Regions from separate parts of the Mus musculus genome. Here region 2 is linked to region 1. A link is a loop called in an ENCODE intact Hi-C map of the cell type or tissue named here. Cell type or tissue: gastrocnemius. All regions are shown on one strand.

Evidence for each region. Hi-C counts contacts between places; a loop is a spot of excess contacts. Peaks named below come from ENCODE experiments on the same cell type or tissue, not always from the same donor. Only the 100,000 strongest peaks of a DNase experiment are listed, where the experiment ranks them.
Region 2: a loop joins it to region 1, with 6 times the contacts of the local background. A loop is called at or near these places in 23 of 42 quality-filtered maps.

Annotation. Positions count from the first base shown.
Region 1 is chr15:101,335,369-101,343,368 of GRCm38, forward strand. No RefSeq gene overlaps it. Among named protein-coding and RNA genes, the nearest start is that of Gm35853, 19 kb to the right of the region's middle. In gastrocnemius, CTCF peaks have their summits at 4,337 (motif pointing right) and 6,599 (motif pointing right); DNase peaks (open chromatin) are centred at 4,371 and 6,611; H3K4me3 peaks cover 499 bases; H3K27ac peaks cover 3,292 bases.
Region 2 is chr15:101,492,986-101,500,985 of GRCm38, forward strand. No RefSeq gene overlaps it. Among named protein-coding and RNA genes, the nearest start is that of Krt83, 5.5 kb to the left of the region's middle. In gastrocnemius, a CTCF peak has its summit at 4,413 (motif pointing left); no DNase peak of the experiment used is centred here.

The sequences.
Region 1 (8,000 bases):
CCAGGCATGGGTCTTCTGTAAGAGCAACAAATGTTTTTAACCATTGAGGTACCTCTCCAGCTCCTCCCCACTTAAAAAAAGAGATTTATTTATTTATTATTATATCTAAGTACACTGTAGCTGTCTTCAGACACACCAGAAGAGGGCATCAGATCCCATTACGAATGGTTGTGAGCCACCATGTGGTTGCTGGGACTTGAACTCAGGACCTTCGGAAGAGCACTCAGTGCTCTTAACCACTGAGCCATCTCTCCAGCCCAGCCTCTCCCTTTTTTAAATTAAAAGATTTCTATTATATTTATCATTGTTGTTATTGTTAGTGTGTGTGTGTATGTAGCTCAGGAGATACATTTTGGGAGTTGTTTTTTCCTCCCACCATGGGCTTTAGGACTTGAGGCTCCATCTTGCTGGCCTAGATTGCTCAGCATTTTGAAATACAGTTGCCAGATGTCGGGGGTTGGGTGGGAGGTGGGGGTGGAAGGGTGGGTGGGGTAGAGGGATGGGGGATGGGGGTAAGAAACCCATGAGAACCAAGGCCACAGGATTGGGGGATATCAAGGGTGTGTGTGTGTGTGTGTGTGTGTATGTGTGTATCCATGCACACATGCATGGGAGAATATGTAGACCTCTGTGTGTGTGAATGGGAAACTGGGAAGGCCCAGGGCTGAGGTGCTGGCTGATCGCTTATAAAGTTCTCTTTGTTCACACAGAGTTTGGATCTGCTTATCTGAGAGGTGTTGGAGGGTCTAGGGCCAGGACCCAAAGGACCTATGGGGAAGACCTGTCAGGGTTGTGTGTGAGGGTGGGGGAAGGAGGAGCCTCACTAGTGAGTTTGAAGTGGATGAGGGTCAGGGATCAGTACTGGCCGCCTCCTGGGCAAAAGGTTTCCCTGAGCCATAGTAGGGTAGTGGAGACATCGTGGCTAGTGTGGTGGGTGAGTAGGGGGCAGTGAGGGTGGAGACTAAGAACCTTGGCAGGTAAGAGGGTAGAGGTCAAGGAATGCCTTTGTAAGCTCCTGTATTCATCCTTCCCACCTCCCGACCAGCAGGAACTGTCTAATGAGTGATTGATGAGGGTGGTGGGACCAGGGGAGGCTCTCTGGGACTGGGGTACAGGTAGCATCCTCCTTCTTGTGCTGAGACTCTCAGGTCCATAGCAGCCTGCAAGGGGAGGTTCCATTTCAGCTTTGGGAAGCTCCTTCCTTGTCCCGGGCGCGGTGCCCTGGAATGCTGTGCTCAGATGTGGCGGCACCGCCCGCGTCGCGTCCAGTCCCGTCCTGTCCCGTCCCATCTTGCCCAGTCTGGGCCGCCCTGAGCAGCCTCCCTGCCCAGGCACGCGGACCACCGCAGGTGGATACCAGGTGTCTACAGGAACAGAGGTTGCAAGCTCCGCCCCGGGACCTGCCCTCTGCCATGCCCCCACAGGGGTACCTGAGGCTTAGCACCCCGACTCTGTCAGGGTCTCTGGCTCACTGTTTTAGTTGGTGGCTTCTCTATGGGAAGGAATCCTGGAGGCATGAGTCATGCCCTTACTGCTTTTGAAGCCTCCCATATTTCCGGCCTCAGTTTCTTCCTGTTAAGAGGGTCACGATCCTGGCTGCGGTTGTGCTAATCAGGAGAAAAAAGGCTTGTCTGTGCTTCCGTCCATGCTCAGCTCCTTACAAAGGGTCCTTTCGTAGTGTCTTAATCCTCCTTCCTTCCGTGGGCTGTGGTTTTCAGGCTGGGGGTAGAGAACTGGACTGTATTGAAACAGAAACCTTGGTCTGTGCTGGTAAGCTGGTCTGGCCTTTCCTATCTGGAGGCTCTAAAAGGAAGCTGGGAGCAGGCTAGAGGGGCCTGAGGAATGCTTACCCAGGCCCCTGCTTTTCTCTGCTCTTGGCCTGCAGGGCTGAGCCAGAGTGGCTATGGGCAGGCACCCACCAGGCCTTTGGAGGTAGAGACTCAAACTAAAGAGCAATCTTAGGTAGCATAGTGTGGTGGCCAGAGGGGAGCACAAATGTTATCTTCATTTGACAGCTGGGTAAACTGAGGCTGGAGTTCCTCCAGGTAGGGGCCTGAACTAGATCCTGTGCCAGTACTGTTCCCTATTTCTGTCTCCCATGGTAGGCAGGTGTAATGTCATTACCCAGATCCATGGCTGGCTGCGATAATGCTTCCCCCTGATCCACCAACCTGCTGGGAAGTTCCAGAAGGGACTCTGTTATTTCTCAGGTTGGCCCTGGAGAGCTGCTCCTTCCAGGAGAGGGAGTTCCATGAATTTAGGGTACATGGCCCCTCTCCCCATTTTTCTCCCATTTCACCAGCTGGGCAGTGTACTTAACAAAGCTCAGAGGGAGAGGTCTACCTTTGTCTGCTAATGGGGTTTGGTCAGCCTGCTTCTACTGCTTCTAAGCTGTGTGGCTTAGGCCCTTTCTCTGCCTGGCCTTCAGATTCTCTCTTAAGATGAGCAGGCAGGGTACACTCATGGTTCTGGGATGTCACCCCTCGAAGGAGGGCTGTGCCCTAGAGTTAAGGTGAGGTTGCCCAGTTAAGGTGAGGTGGCCTTGCTCATTTATAGAGGGAGATGGACCAATGAGGGTAGTACTGGCTATCTTGTGGTCCGTTTACTTCAGAGGACAGATGAAGAGGTGCTGGGCATGCCATCATGCCTGTCAGAGCATTAGGGGAGGGTCTCCGACAAGTCATTTGGGACCTGGTGTGTTGGGAGTGTTGTGACTGATATAAAGCCTCCAGGGGGTGGCCTTGAAGCCCCATAGACCTTGTGACTGGCTTGATGGCTCTGTGGCTCTGTGTCAGCACATGAACCATGGTCCTTTTCCTCTTGACACAGGACAAAGAACTCCTTTCCTCTGCCATAGGCCATAGGGTATTGGGAGGATATGTGCTTGGACCCCAGAGCTTTGCTTCAACAGAGCTATGGTCTTAGCATATGCAGCTTGTGCAAACAGGGAGGGGGTGAGCAGGCCGTAGAGTCCTCAGGAGAACCCTATGCTCCCCAAGTCTCACACCAAGGCCACAATGTATCCTAGGCTCCCCAAGTCTCACGCCAAGGCCACAATGTATCAAAGTAAAGCCTTTTGTGGCCTAGGGATTAAATGATCCCTAAGCTGTCTAGTTTGCACTCCTTGTCTGTGACCAAGAGGAAGTGGAGGCAGCAGGAATGCTAGAATCCAGCCAGGTCCTGTCCCAACAGGCACCAGAGGGTTGGGCTTCATGGGCTCTAAGCACAGCGGTAGCTAAGCAGCCTCAATAAACAGTGGAAACACACAAGTGCCCCCAGTGTGTGCGTGCTCCTGGTCACGTGTATACCTAGGTTGAGGCCACAGTGTTTCAAATCATAGATAGGGACCATTCTTGTCCCTTTCCAATCCTGTCACAAACAGGCCTGGGATGTGTTCTGTCAGTCACAGAACATTTGTGCTGTACCTGGCCAACCACACACATTATCCTCTTCAGTCCCTATAGCCCTGGATGCAGGTAACCTTAGTACCCATTTTCAAAGATGGGGAAACTGAGACTCTGAAAGTTGTACAAGCCCAAGGGCAAGGGCAAGGGCAAAATCAGGCTTCAAATTTAGTTCCGTCTCACTGTGGAATCATTTCAGCACTTTTGGGATGTGTGCATGTGAGCAGTGACCAGGGTATGTGCACACATTTGCAGAGATGGTTGCTATGCTGGTGGCCGGTGTCTGTAGGATGCCTCCATTAAGATGTATACACTTATATGACCCATAAAGCCCAAATGCATATGTTTGTGTATGCGTGTGTATACATGTGTGCAATGCATGTCTATATTCACTAGTGCAAATGTGTGATGTGTGTGTACTGTGCCATGTGGTTCTCTCAACCTCCCTGTCAGCCCATGTGCCTTCTCTCCCTTCTTGGCTCTGGACACAAGTGGAATACCTTAATATGTTTCATGGAAGGACTATCAGGCTGGTGCCACATGGGTTTGTGACAGCCTTGTAGACGGCACAGGAGCCTTCGGGAGTCCACAGCTTGGGCAAGAAATGCCAGATGTGAAGAAGAAAGGGGGTTTCTCAACCTCCAACCAGGGACAGAGATCTGTAATAGACTCCATTAAGGAGCCCTGAACCTGGCCCCTTTATTTCTCTCTTAGGGTTCAACCTCAGAACTTGGGACAATTCTCCTATGACCCTACAGGGGGCCCAGAGTCAGGGCACCTGTGGCTCTCAGCACAGATCTCTGCCAGGCAATCCACCTCTGTACTGGAGGCAGTGGAGGGGAGAAGGGAACCCCAAATGGTGCTAAGCCTCTTCTGTGGCTCACATAAGTAGGGTGTTGTCCCAGTCCCTAAGGTAAGGGCTCACTGTTCAGTGTGCTGGTATAGATGTGACAATGGACAGCAGGGGGCGCTCGGAGCCTGCAGATTGTAGATAGAGCCACAAAGGAAGGCAGGTGAAAGGAGGGTAGGACTGGCTCTGTGCTGTGTGTGTTTGTGTTGTGTGTGTGTGTGTGTGTGTGCTGTGTATGTGTGTGTGAGAGAAAGAGAGAGAAAGACAGAGACAGAGAGAGACACAGAGAGAGAGACAAAGGGACACAGATGTGTGCGTGTGTGCGTGTGTGTGTGTGTGTGTGTGTGTGTATGTGTGTGAGAGAGAAACAGAGAGAGACAGAGAGAAAAAGGGGGAGGGGAGGGAGAGGGGGAGGGGGAAGAGGGAGGAAGAGAGAGACACAGATGTGTGTGCACGTGTGTGTATGTGTTGTGTGTGTGTGTGTGTGTGTGTGTGTGTGAAAGACAGACAGAGAGACAGAGACAGAGAGACAGAGACTGAGTGACTTCTCTGTGTCTTAGCTGTGCTGACCCTAAAGTCTGGGAGTTGGGGTGTTTGTACCTTGGCTCTGTTTGCTTTCCTTTGGGCAGAAATTAAGTGGCTACTGTGACAGCCATCAGACTCAGATATCTTAGCAGACACCCTGAAAGCTTAAAAAAAAAATGGAAGCAAGCCAGCAGAGGAGGGGTGATCTTTTATTTCTGAGCAGAGGCTCTGGCAAGGGACCTGGAGACATCACCCACATTCCTCCTAGGACAGCTGTGTAACCCTTGCCCTTTCCCCTGCAGATCCAGAGTCGGATACCTTGTCAGAATGTCATATAGCCTTTGATATTCAGCCGTGCTTTCTCTAGTCCCATGCCTTCAAGTCCAGAAAGCACCACAGGTTCTCCCTGCTCGAGCCTGCCTCCTTCAGTTCTAGGGTGACTTTCTGGGCTTCCTAATCCCCAGAGAGTGACAGGTGTTCCCCTTTCTCTTTTGTGTCTTAGCCAACCCCCCATTAGCTCTCTGTGGGAAATCCCAAGTGTGGTTTCTCCTTTAAAATGCTTTTTTATCAGCACACATTAATCATACATAACGATGGGTTTCATCACATTTTCACACATGTATTGATTTTGATTATATTTTTCTTCTCAGGTAGCTTCCCTTCCACTTCCAGATCACCTCCCCTTTTATGAGCCAGGGTTTCACTGTGTAGCCTCGGTTGGCCTGGAACTAGCTATCTAGACCAGGCTGGTCTCAACACAAAGATTGCCTCTGCCTCCCTAGTGCTGAGATGGAGGGCATGTGACATCACATCCAGGTTTATGACGGGATCTTGAGGGGCCTAATCCTATGCTGTCTCTGTGCAGGTAGCCAGTCACAGCTGGTGTGAGTTCATAAGCACAGCAGCCACGTCACGCCAGGAAGTCAGCACCTCACCCCAATTCCCCAACTTCCCCAGGCTCTTACGTTCCTTCTACTTCTTCCCCCCCCCCAAGATGTTCCCTGGGCTTCGGAAGGATGTTCCCTGGGGTCTGGATGATACAGACGTCCCATTTATGCATGGGTATCCGATGGTCATTTCTTCTCTCTGTTCTTGACCAGGCATCAATCTTCACAACTATGGCTGATCATTGCAAAAAGAAGCTTCTCTGACTAGAGTGGACAGGAGCAGTATTCTCTGGGCACAGATGTAGTTATTTAGATGGCCATTCTTGGGCACACCATGTCCATTTAGCAAACCAACAGCAATGGTTTCTCTACTAGAGTCTATGACTTCTTTGGCCACAGGCTTCTGACTGAGTTTTCGGTACCAGATGTAAATTCTCTCATGTGGAGTGGGCACCAGGTCCGATCTAGCACGGCCCCTTATTTTGTCTGGATACCAACCAAAGCACAAGAAAGAGATCAGCATGATCCCTTATTTTGTCTAAAGCAAAAGAAAGGGATCCAGGGAACAGGGGCAGTGGAGTTGCAGACAGTTGGGTGGTTTCTTGGAATGGGGTGTCCATGGGGGGTGGTGGTGATGTTACTCTAGACCTGATGCTGAGGAAGCAGATGAGCAGGGGAAGGGTTTCATGTGAGTTATACCACCGCAGCCACTGGGCGCTGTGGCAGCCATTCAGTGGATGGTGTTGGGGAGGAAACAGCGCAGGAAGGAAAGGGGCATCGGTCCTGAGTGACTCTCAGAACTGAGGTCTAAAATTGGAGCCAAGTATATGTAGGTCTGAGGCTGGCATTTAGCACTTCCAAAGACATCCCTAGCTGCTTTCTTTCTGCCTCTTTCCTGGAGGCTCCAGAGATGTGTTGGTTTTGCCTCTGCCAGGAGAGGGCAGTGGTGGCCGCTGTGCTGGTTGTCTGGGCTGGTCAACCTTTTTCTACTGGGGAGCAGCCTGGGTGACTGTGCCAGAAGGAAAGAGGAGGGGCTGGGTCATTTCTCTGGCCCTCACTTTCTCCAAATCTATCTCTGAGAATGAACAGGTAGGTTTAATCACTCCAAAGGACAGGCTACTGAGGCCTGATAGAAAGCCCATCTCATCTCCACTGGGGATTTGGGAAAGCTGGTAAGGGCTTGTGTTGGCTGTTAGCAGCATTATTAAGCAACTATTCTGTGCCAGGCACCATGCTAAATTCTTTTCTCATGCATCATATTAAAAAAAAGATTTATTTTTATTTTATGTATGTGGGTGTCTTGCCTGCACGTATTTCTGTGCATCACGGAAGCCAGAGGGTGTTTCATATTTCCCTAGAAATGGAGTTAAAGATAGCTTGTGAGCCACCTTGTGGGTGGCTCCAACCTGGGTGGGAATCCAACCTGGCTCTTTTGCTAAGATCAGCAGAGAGTGTTCTTAATCGCCACACCATCTCTCCAGCCCCCTTGCCTTGATTTGTAAAAGCTTTACAACAAATTAACAATGTAAGTATAGTTCAGCTCTCGGAGAATGCCCCAACCACTCCCCTGCCCCCATCCAGTGCCAGGACACACTCATCTCAGGTACTATGGGTGCAGCCCCTTTGGGAGGGGTGTGTTGTCCTGGGAACTCAGATAACTGACAGCTCAAGGTGCCAACTGATAGGCTGAAGACACCATACCTGGCACACTGGATGTTTTAAGCTTAAGAAGATTAGATATTGATGCCTGACATTTGGGAAGGGGTTTTGTGAAGGACCCTTTCCTGCTGTATAGCCTGTAACTGGGCACTGCGGTGGCAATGGGTCAAAACAAACAGCTTACCAATCAGCCTCATCTTCCCCTTGCTCCCTGCTCCCATAGGTCTCTGGGGGACTCATAAGCCCCCCAGGATGTCCTCTGTCATTCTGGTGTGTCAGCATGATTCCTAGAATAGCTGAAGGCCCCAACAAACAACCCAGATGGATGATAGGGGGATCTTTAGCTCCACTCCCCCCCAACCCCCGTCCCCCGCCCCTGGGCCTGTGTCAGAGACTTCATCTTCAGTGTCCTTACAACTCTGGAACGTGACTAGCCTGAGGCCCCACAAGGCAACCTTGATAGAGAGAACCTGGCACAACGGGGGCAGAGTAAGGGACATGCATGGATCCTGGCACTGCTCCGGGATCGAGTCCTTGAAGACGAAGACCCGCTTCCGCTTTCTCCGCCTCACTAAACATGCTCCGTGATGGTGCTCTCTGCATTTCTCAGCAGCTATGGCCCCTTGCTATCACCATCTATCTGCTTGCTCCTTCCACCAGAATTTGCCACGTGCC
Region 2 (8,000 bases), 160 kb after region 1:
CCCAGGCACACGTCTCTGGATGGCCTCTGAGGATGACGGCTTTAATGGAACCATTTCCTGAGTAAGCTTAAGCATGAGCTAAAAATAGCCCTCCACACATCCCACCAGCACCTCACCTTTTGCCCTTCCCTCCTTGGGGTGTGTGGGGTGTGGGCCAGGCACACCCCACAGGGAGCACTGTAATGAAGAGGAGGTGCTCTGCTTTAGAGACTTGTCAGGAAGCTGGACCACGCTTGCCTGCCAGAGGTACAGAGGAAAGGTCTCTTCTGGGCCCCACACTCGGGTTCCCACAGTTTTGAGGCCAAGGCATGGGTGGTGGGATAGGGGCTTCTGGTGTGAAAGACCCACCATGGGTTTGACCTTGAGGCTTGGGGCAGGTGGGACTTCTGCAGTTGCTGGAGGGAGGGAGAGACTGACTGACTGCTTCTTCATTCTAAGCCTTTACAGATTTACTGCTGCCAGAAACTCAAGAAAACACCAGCTCTTTCTCCCCCCTGCTCAGTATGGGAGCCTCAAGAATGGCTGGATCCACATGGCACTGGTTGCTTGAAGTGTGGAGGGGTATAAGGTGGTGAGTCTTTCCAGAAGTTCTTCCTCGATGCTGTGTAACAACACCATTGTTCTCTGGCTAGCTCATCTGTCCCAGTCCTGGGGCTGGAATCAGGAGGGTTCTTTCTCTGAGGGACTCTGTGTAGACACACACACCTCCTCAGCTTGAGGAGCCATGGTGATGCTCATTCCTGTCTAGCTTTGTGGCGTAGACTATTCAAGGGATCATTTGCAACCAAAGATTTCTCACAAGCTCCGCCACGCAGGGTCCAGGCTGCTCTGGTCCCTTATGTGTAAAGCTGGAATGACAGCCAGCACATACTTTGCTGTCACAGGAGTAAATGGTCCCAGCCTAAGCCACCCCATTCCAACTCCATGCCTACAGCATGACTGGGTCTTGGTTGCAGGCAGCCAGCAAGGCCATGCAAACGGAAGGTGTCATGGGCCAGTAAGATGCCAAAGTACCACACCTTGGGTCAGCAGAAACAGCCCTGGCTTTATGAGGCGACCATCGCTACCTCAAAAAGCCCAAATTAGAGTTCACATGTGTAAGTGCCAAAGAACAAAGACACTGGAACCAGGGAGCCCTGAAAACAGACACAGACAGGAAACTATTGAGGGCTGTAGATCTCTCTCCTTCACCAAGGCTGGCTCTGCCCATCAGGTTCCAGCTGTGATTGGTTATGGCCTTGACCAAGGCCTTATAAACGCTCTGAGACTACCATTCAGTCATAAGGCCTGTGTTCTGTGCCTGCCCTGGGCTGTTGCTGGATGCCTGGGTCCCCAGGGAGTGACTTGTCTCAGCTGCCTGTTCCAGCTGCCTATCCCAGCTGCCTGTCCCTGCTGCTGGATGCCTGGGTCCTCAGCAACTGACCTGTCCCAGCTGCCTGCCCCAGCTGCCTATCCCAGCTGCCTATCCCACCTGCTTGGCCCACCTGCCTGGCCCACCTGTTGGCCCTGCTTAAGGCCTCTGAGTCCTGCCTGTTGTTCTGGGCTAGTGGCTCCCACCTGGCTATCTTGTGTTTTTCTAGCTGTAATCTGCCTGAATGCCTGGTTTCTTACTTAGTGTGCTCTGGCTTAGCCATTTCTTATCTCTGTGTCTCTATGTCCACCGGCCTTTGCTTTTATTTTCTGTCCTTGCTTAATTGAATTTTGAGAAACACACTCATGGCAAACATTAGTCAGAAGGTCTCCGTACACATCAGTTTCCTTAACACACGTTGTTCGACGTGGGCCTGTGGGACCAAGGTCTTGCCTGATCCAGGGCCTACCTGTCTGGTGCCTGGCTGCTTGTAGAATATTTCTTTGGGGGAAGCTGTTGCTGGGAAGTCAGAGAGCCTGGAAGTCATGAAATGCAGAGGTCTGAATTGGATGTGATGTAAAAGGTCTCTAAGGGTTCTTTCTTCAGCTGTAAAATGGTGTGGTGGCTGCCTGGGCTCTATAATGAACTAGCCAGCCTGTGTATGTGAAGTACAGAGATGCATCCTCCCCCACACTCGTACCCCCAGAAGGCTGGTTCAGATCTTTATGACCCCTCTTCTTTCAACGTTGGCCTCTCCAGTTTTACCTTCTGCTTGTAAACCCACAGTACAGGGAGGCCAGTAGGCCCTGCCACACATCTGACACCTGCATATTGCCAAATTTCTACACCCCTTACAGGTCAAAGAGGAATTTACTGCAAGCCGTTTGTCTTCTAGGAGCCAGCTGGTCAGCGGGGTCGGTATTCAGATATGCCCCAGTTAAATGGTTACTGGCCAAGCAGACCTTCAAGGCCAGTGTGGTAGCTGCACCTGCCTCAGCAGCTCAGAGGAGGAGGCACAGCAGCCTGAGGCTTGGAAGGATGGAAGAGCGTTTCAGAAAAGCACAAGAATGCTGTAGTTGAGTGGTTATGTGGTGGAGCTCGCATGACATCGCATCAAGAGGATGAACTGGGCCCATGCCAATGACGAGACGCTCATTGGTAATCTGATGCTTTTCTTGTCAATGCCATAATACATCACCGGAAAACCCAACAGGGAGAGATTTGTTTTGATCACTGTCCAGAGGACACAGTCCACCATGGGGGAAGGTGTGGTCCTGGAGCTGCTCGTATCCATGACAACAGGAGCTTGGGACTCTGCTTGCTCCATCGCAGCAGTCCAGGTAGAACAGAGATCAGGATGGAAACAGACAAGGTTATATCCATAAGCTCCACCCTGACTGTCCTACACTGGCCAGCTAGATCTGAGGCCCACTACGGTGTTGCCAGCTAGGGCCTGAACCTTGTAAATACCAGTCCGTAGGGGTCATTTCACACCAAACCACAGCACCCATTTTTAAGGGCGTGCGGGAACATACTGGAATCTGTAGACAAGAAAAGAAATCAGGGCCTGGGGAGATAGCTCAGTGAGTGAAGAGTTTTTGCTGTGCAAACATGAGGACCTGAGTTTGGAATTGCCAGCATCCATATAAAGAGCTGTGACTTCTGTCTTTGGGAGGTGATAGCCATTCTGAGAGCTCACTGGCCAGCCAGCCTAGATGGATCAGCAAACTCCATTGTATGCTCCTCCCACGAAGATATACCCCCACGGTGAGGCAGCCTTAAGGGCCCAGTCAGAGTTTACCATACTGTTTGGACTTTCTGTCTCCAAAATAACGAGAGCTGAAACCTTTTTGTTTATCCCTAACTAGCCTCAGGCACTTTGTTGTAGTAACGTTACCACATAATATGGATTGGCACATCCAGCAAATCGATACATCCAGCAATCCCACTGTAGCGCTCTTACAAGGAGAAGGTCATTCTCAGTAACATTGTTTTTAAAGAAGGAAGTTGGAAGTGAACTTAGCTACCATAGATTGGCCAGAGAAGATAAATTCAGACATGGTGATAAATTCATGACATGACAGAAGATGTGAAGGTAGAAGGTGACCAGAACGTAATGTGGCAAAGGTGATGCCAATGTGAAAGGCAGGGAGGGAACTGGGGACCAGGGCTCGAGATGGGGATCAGAATAGGAACTATGACAGGAACTGAGACCAAGGCACGAGTTGGGGATCAGGGCATGAGCTGGGGACCCAATGGCAGCTGGGGATCACAGGGGGAGCTGGAGGCCAGGGCAGGAGCTGGGGACCAGAGCAGGAACTGGGGACCAGGGCACAAACTAGGGACCAGGGCGAGAGCTCTCAGGGTGCAAGCTGGGGACCAGTGCAGGAGCTGGGGGACCAGAGCAGGAGCTGGGAACCAGGGCACTAACTGGGGATCAGAGTGGGAGCTGGGGGCCAGACCATTTCCACGGATGCAATAAACATACTGCTCTGTCGCCACCACTTACGTCATAGTGATGAAGGCATCCTACATGTTGCAAAGGGTTCCTTTGGTGGGCTGAGGAGACAGAGGAAGGAAGAAGGAAGGCGACATAGACATCCTGAGGCAGAGGATGAACAGAGCAATCCACTTAGCTTTCTACCACATCTAAAGGAAACCTGGCAACTAGATGGGGAGGAGCCTAGGAGACCAGTTATAGAGGCTGGGGGCCAGCCTGGAGTATCCCGTGGGTCCTGTAGAAGTACAGCTTATAAAAGCATTGGGGGCAGCTAAGACTGTTATAGGCTGGAGGAGGGAAGCCTGAGCTGTTTGGAGTTAAGTGTGTTCAGCATGGCTTCTGGCTTCTTATTCCCCAGGCTGATTCCCTGGAGGTCAGAACATGCAGGGATGCCACTGGGGGAGAAAAATGACATAGGGAATTGCTGGAAGAAGCTGCTTCCCATGTTCCTCAACCTGGGAGGGCTTCTTGTAGGAAAAGGGCTCCCTGCCCCCCCTCCCCCATGGTGTCCTTGGGAACTGGCTCAGGGGATCTGGCTCCAGATGAGGGAGCCCTCTAGTGGAAACATTGAGGGAATCCCATTCAGCCTTGCCAAAGGTCACTGGTGACTCACACAGCTTCCCTGCCCTCCTCTCTCCAAGGATACAAGCATGGGACAGGGATGAAGGTGGGCAAGGAAGGGGTTGCAGTGTGGGTGTGAGTGTGGGTGGGGGTTGCGTCTGTTGAGTGGAGGTGCCGTGTAGCTAGGGAGCTCCTGGAGGCAGGGAAAGGTCCATGGAAGGGTTTTTGCCACCTGAAACAGCTCTCTCCTGTCCCTAATGCCCCTCTGTTCATGCCTCAGGAATTGCCCAAAGCAAGGGCACTATTTTCACTCCATCAGTTGTTTTTCACATCTTTGTGGGCAGACCTTGGCCTTCTCTCTGTCCCTTAAGGGCCTCCACTTAGGTATCTCCTATGACCCCCCCCCCCTGCTTTCCTTGGGCCTTCACGTGGTGGGTTTTAAGATCGCAGGTGCACATGAACCCCCCCCCCCCACCCGGGTGCTGCTGGGCCAGCCAGTGTTTTCAGTAAACTGTGGGAACTGAGATGGTTCACTCTTCCTCTCTTGAAGTCTGAGCTGTTGTGTTTTATAAAAAGATAGAGAGAAGGAATTTGTTTTGGTGTTTGTGCAGTCAGGTGTGGAGGAAGGGGGTGCTTCCAACGGCCCATGCTGAGGCATCCCTTCTCCCTGAGGGACCAGCCACTAGTATAGTATAGTATAGTATAGAATAGAATACAGTTTATTCAGGGGATGGGGAGGGCAGTTGAGAGGGTAGTAAGACAGAGAAACACAGAGAGAGAGAGAGAGAGAGAGAGAGAAGAGGAAGAGGAAGAGGAGGAGGAGGAGGGAGAGGCTGGTCATGAACATGTGGAGAGAGAAGGGGGAGGAGAATGAGGAGAGATGGGGAGCAGGAGGGAGAGGTCAGAGCTAGAACAAAAACGCAAGAGAGGAGGGGGCATAACTGGAGTCAGGCATACCTGACTGTTGCCAGGTAACTGTGAGGCAGAGCCTAGATAAAATGCTAACACAAGCAGTGGGGGTCTAGTTGGTTACTGCTCTGGACACAAGTCTCTATGAATGCCTCCTGTTATAGGTTGAAGGTGAACCGTCCCCTACTACCGGCTTATGTTTTTGAGCTCTTGGTTCAAAGCTGGTGGTACTTGGAGCTTTGGGAGGTGGGGCTAACTGAAATAAAATGGGGGAGGGCCTTGATGGTTACAGTCCCACCCTGGATCTAGTCCATTCTTTCTGCTTCCCAACACATTTGACTTACTGCTGGCTTCAGCAGCCACAGATCAAGCCACTCAGCCACTAGGCCTTTCCCCACCATGATGCACGGTATTCCCTGAGCCCTGAGTGGAACATCTCTTCCCATAATTCTATGAGGTGTTCTGTTCCAGCCACCAGGAGGTTGGCCAATCCCAGGCCTGAGAGTTCAGAAGGTAGTGCAGAATCACAAGCTGACTTTGGGTTCACCACAGAATCATCTGGAAGACCGACCCTGGGTGTTAGAACTGCCGACTGGGGCTTTGTGAAGTCTGTACTCTTGTAGCCATTCTTAGAAGCATGACCCTATTCCAGAAATCAGAGGCAAAGTTTCAACTGGACGTGCCACTCAAACCCCTTCCTTCTCTCCACACTAGTTATGTTCATGCTGCCTCACTGCCTGTTCACAACTCCCAGGGCTTTGTTGGGTGGGGCCCTGAAGTGAAAACTGCTTTCTTTTGAAAGCCATTTATTTATGTCAAATGATGTGTTGCTGGGCCACACAGGTGAAAGGATGTTTTGTTAAAGCAGACACCGGAAACAATGTTTCACAGACACAGGGCAGACATGTGAAACAATGTTTCACTGAAGCAGACACAGGTGAAAGGATGTTTTGCTACAGCAAACACGTGAAAGGATGCTTGATGTTTAGATAGAATATAAATATGACCCACAGACAGTGGGAGCTAGAGCATTGGTTTGCCTTGCTCTACCTCACTGTTCTTCCCTACAACATACAGGTATTGATTCACCTTACATTGCATTGCTGAGCCTAGCTTGTGGTGACTTCATAGAAACTTGCCAAAGCACTGCTCCTGATGTTCCTGTGGCTTCTTGCTGCTTCCGTGGACTCAGACTGGTTGGCAAGCCTCTAATTTTCTTCTGGATTGAACTGTTCTTGCTGATTCATGTGTGGTGTCTGCTGAGTGGACTGGACTGCAGCTGTTGATTTGTGTGTGGTGTTTGCTAGTGTACTGAACGGAGGACAAAGATGATTGGAATCACTCCAGAAATCTATTTTTAAACAGGTCCACATCCCCCATATCCCAATACCCTTTCTTTCCCACTACCTCTGGTGGGTGGTGGGCTAGAGGGAAGGTTGAGCCCTTGTTAAAGTCGGTTGAGAAAAATGTATGCCACTGCTGGCTTCTTCTGCAGGACTTTCAGCCTGTATTGAATCTTGAGTGGAGCAGGGCTGTGCTGTGGAGAAGGCAGCTGTGAGGGCAACAGCCCCAGTGACTGCTTCTCAACTTGATAATGACCTCACTAGGCCATCATTCTGGGGCTCCTTCTCACTGGTGCTCCCCCAGCCTTTGGTCACGTGTCAGCATCCATACTGCTGAGTGCTGGGGAGATCAACTTTCAGTGTCAGGTGTCTGAGATCTCCTGGCTTGAGTGTATGGTGGTGGAGGCCCAATGCACAGCTCTTAAAGCAGTTGTGTGTTCTGTGTGTGGTTTTGACTGCCAACCCAGGGTCACATGAAGCATCCACTCCCTCTCCCAGCCTCAGCCAGTCTCATGGTCAAGATTCTGGCTTACTCTGTAGATGTCCCCGTGCCTTAAAAAAGGCTACTTCAGTTTATAAATCTCTGGCATTTAAGGCTCTTGTCACCCTAAAATACAATTTACTTCTTTGAAAGAGAAGTGACTTCCTATTCGGGGGGGGGGGGGATCTTCACCTGGAGATGGTCAATGAATTTCTCAACAGAAACTCTTCACGAAAGAAACAGTGGGGGTGGGTGAGAGTGGGGAGAGAGGGGGACAGATCAAGAAAAATAAAGCAAGTGAGAGAGGAGGGGGCAAATAGCCCCTTTTATAGCGAGTCAGGCACAACTGGCTGTTGCCAAGTAACTGTGGGACAGAGCCTAGACTAAATGCTGATACCTGTCAATCATGATCATTAATGCCTAAATTGCCCTTTAAAGATGGAGGACATAGGGTGGAGAGATGTTTCCGAGGTTAGGAGCACTTTCCATTTAAGGTTAGAGGAAATATGGCTGCAGAGAGGGGTCAGTGGTAAAGACACTTACACTTTAAAGATGGAGGAAGTAGGTTGGAGAGACAGCTCTGAGTTTAAGATCACCTGCCCTTTAAAAGATTGATGAAGTAGGGCTGGCGATATGTGGCTCAGAGCTCAACAGCACTTGCCCTTTGGAGGAAATAGGGCTGGAGAGATAGCTCAGAGATTAAGAAAACTTGCCCTTTAAAGATGGAAGAAGAAGAGCTGGAGAGATGGCTCAGAGGTGAAGAGCAATCGCCCTTTAGAAATGGAGGGCACGAGACTGGAGAGGTGGATACATCCGAGTTTAAGAGCACTTGCTCTTTAAATATGGAGGAAACAG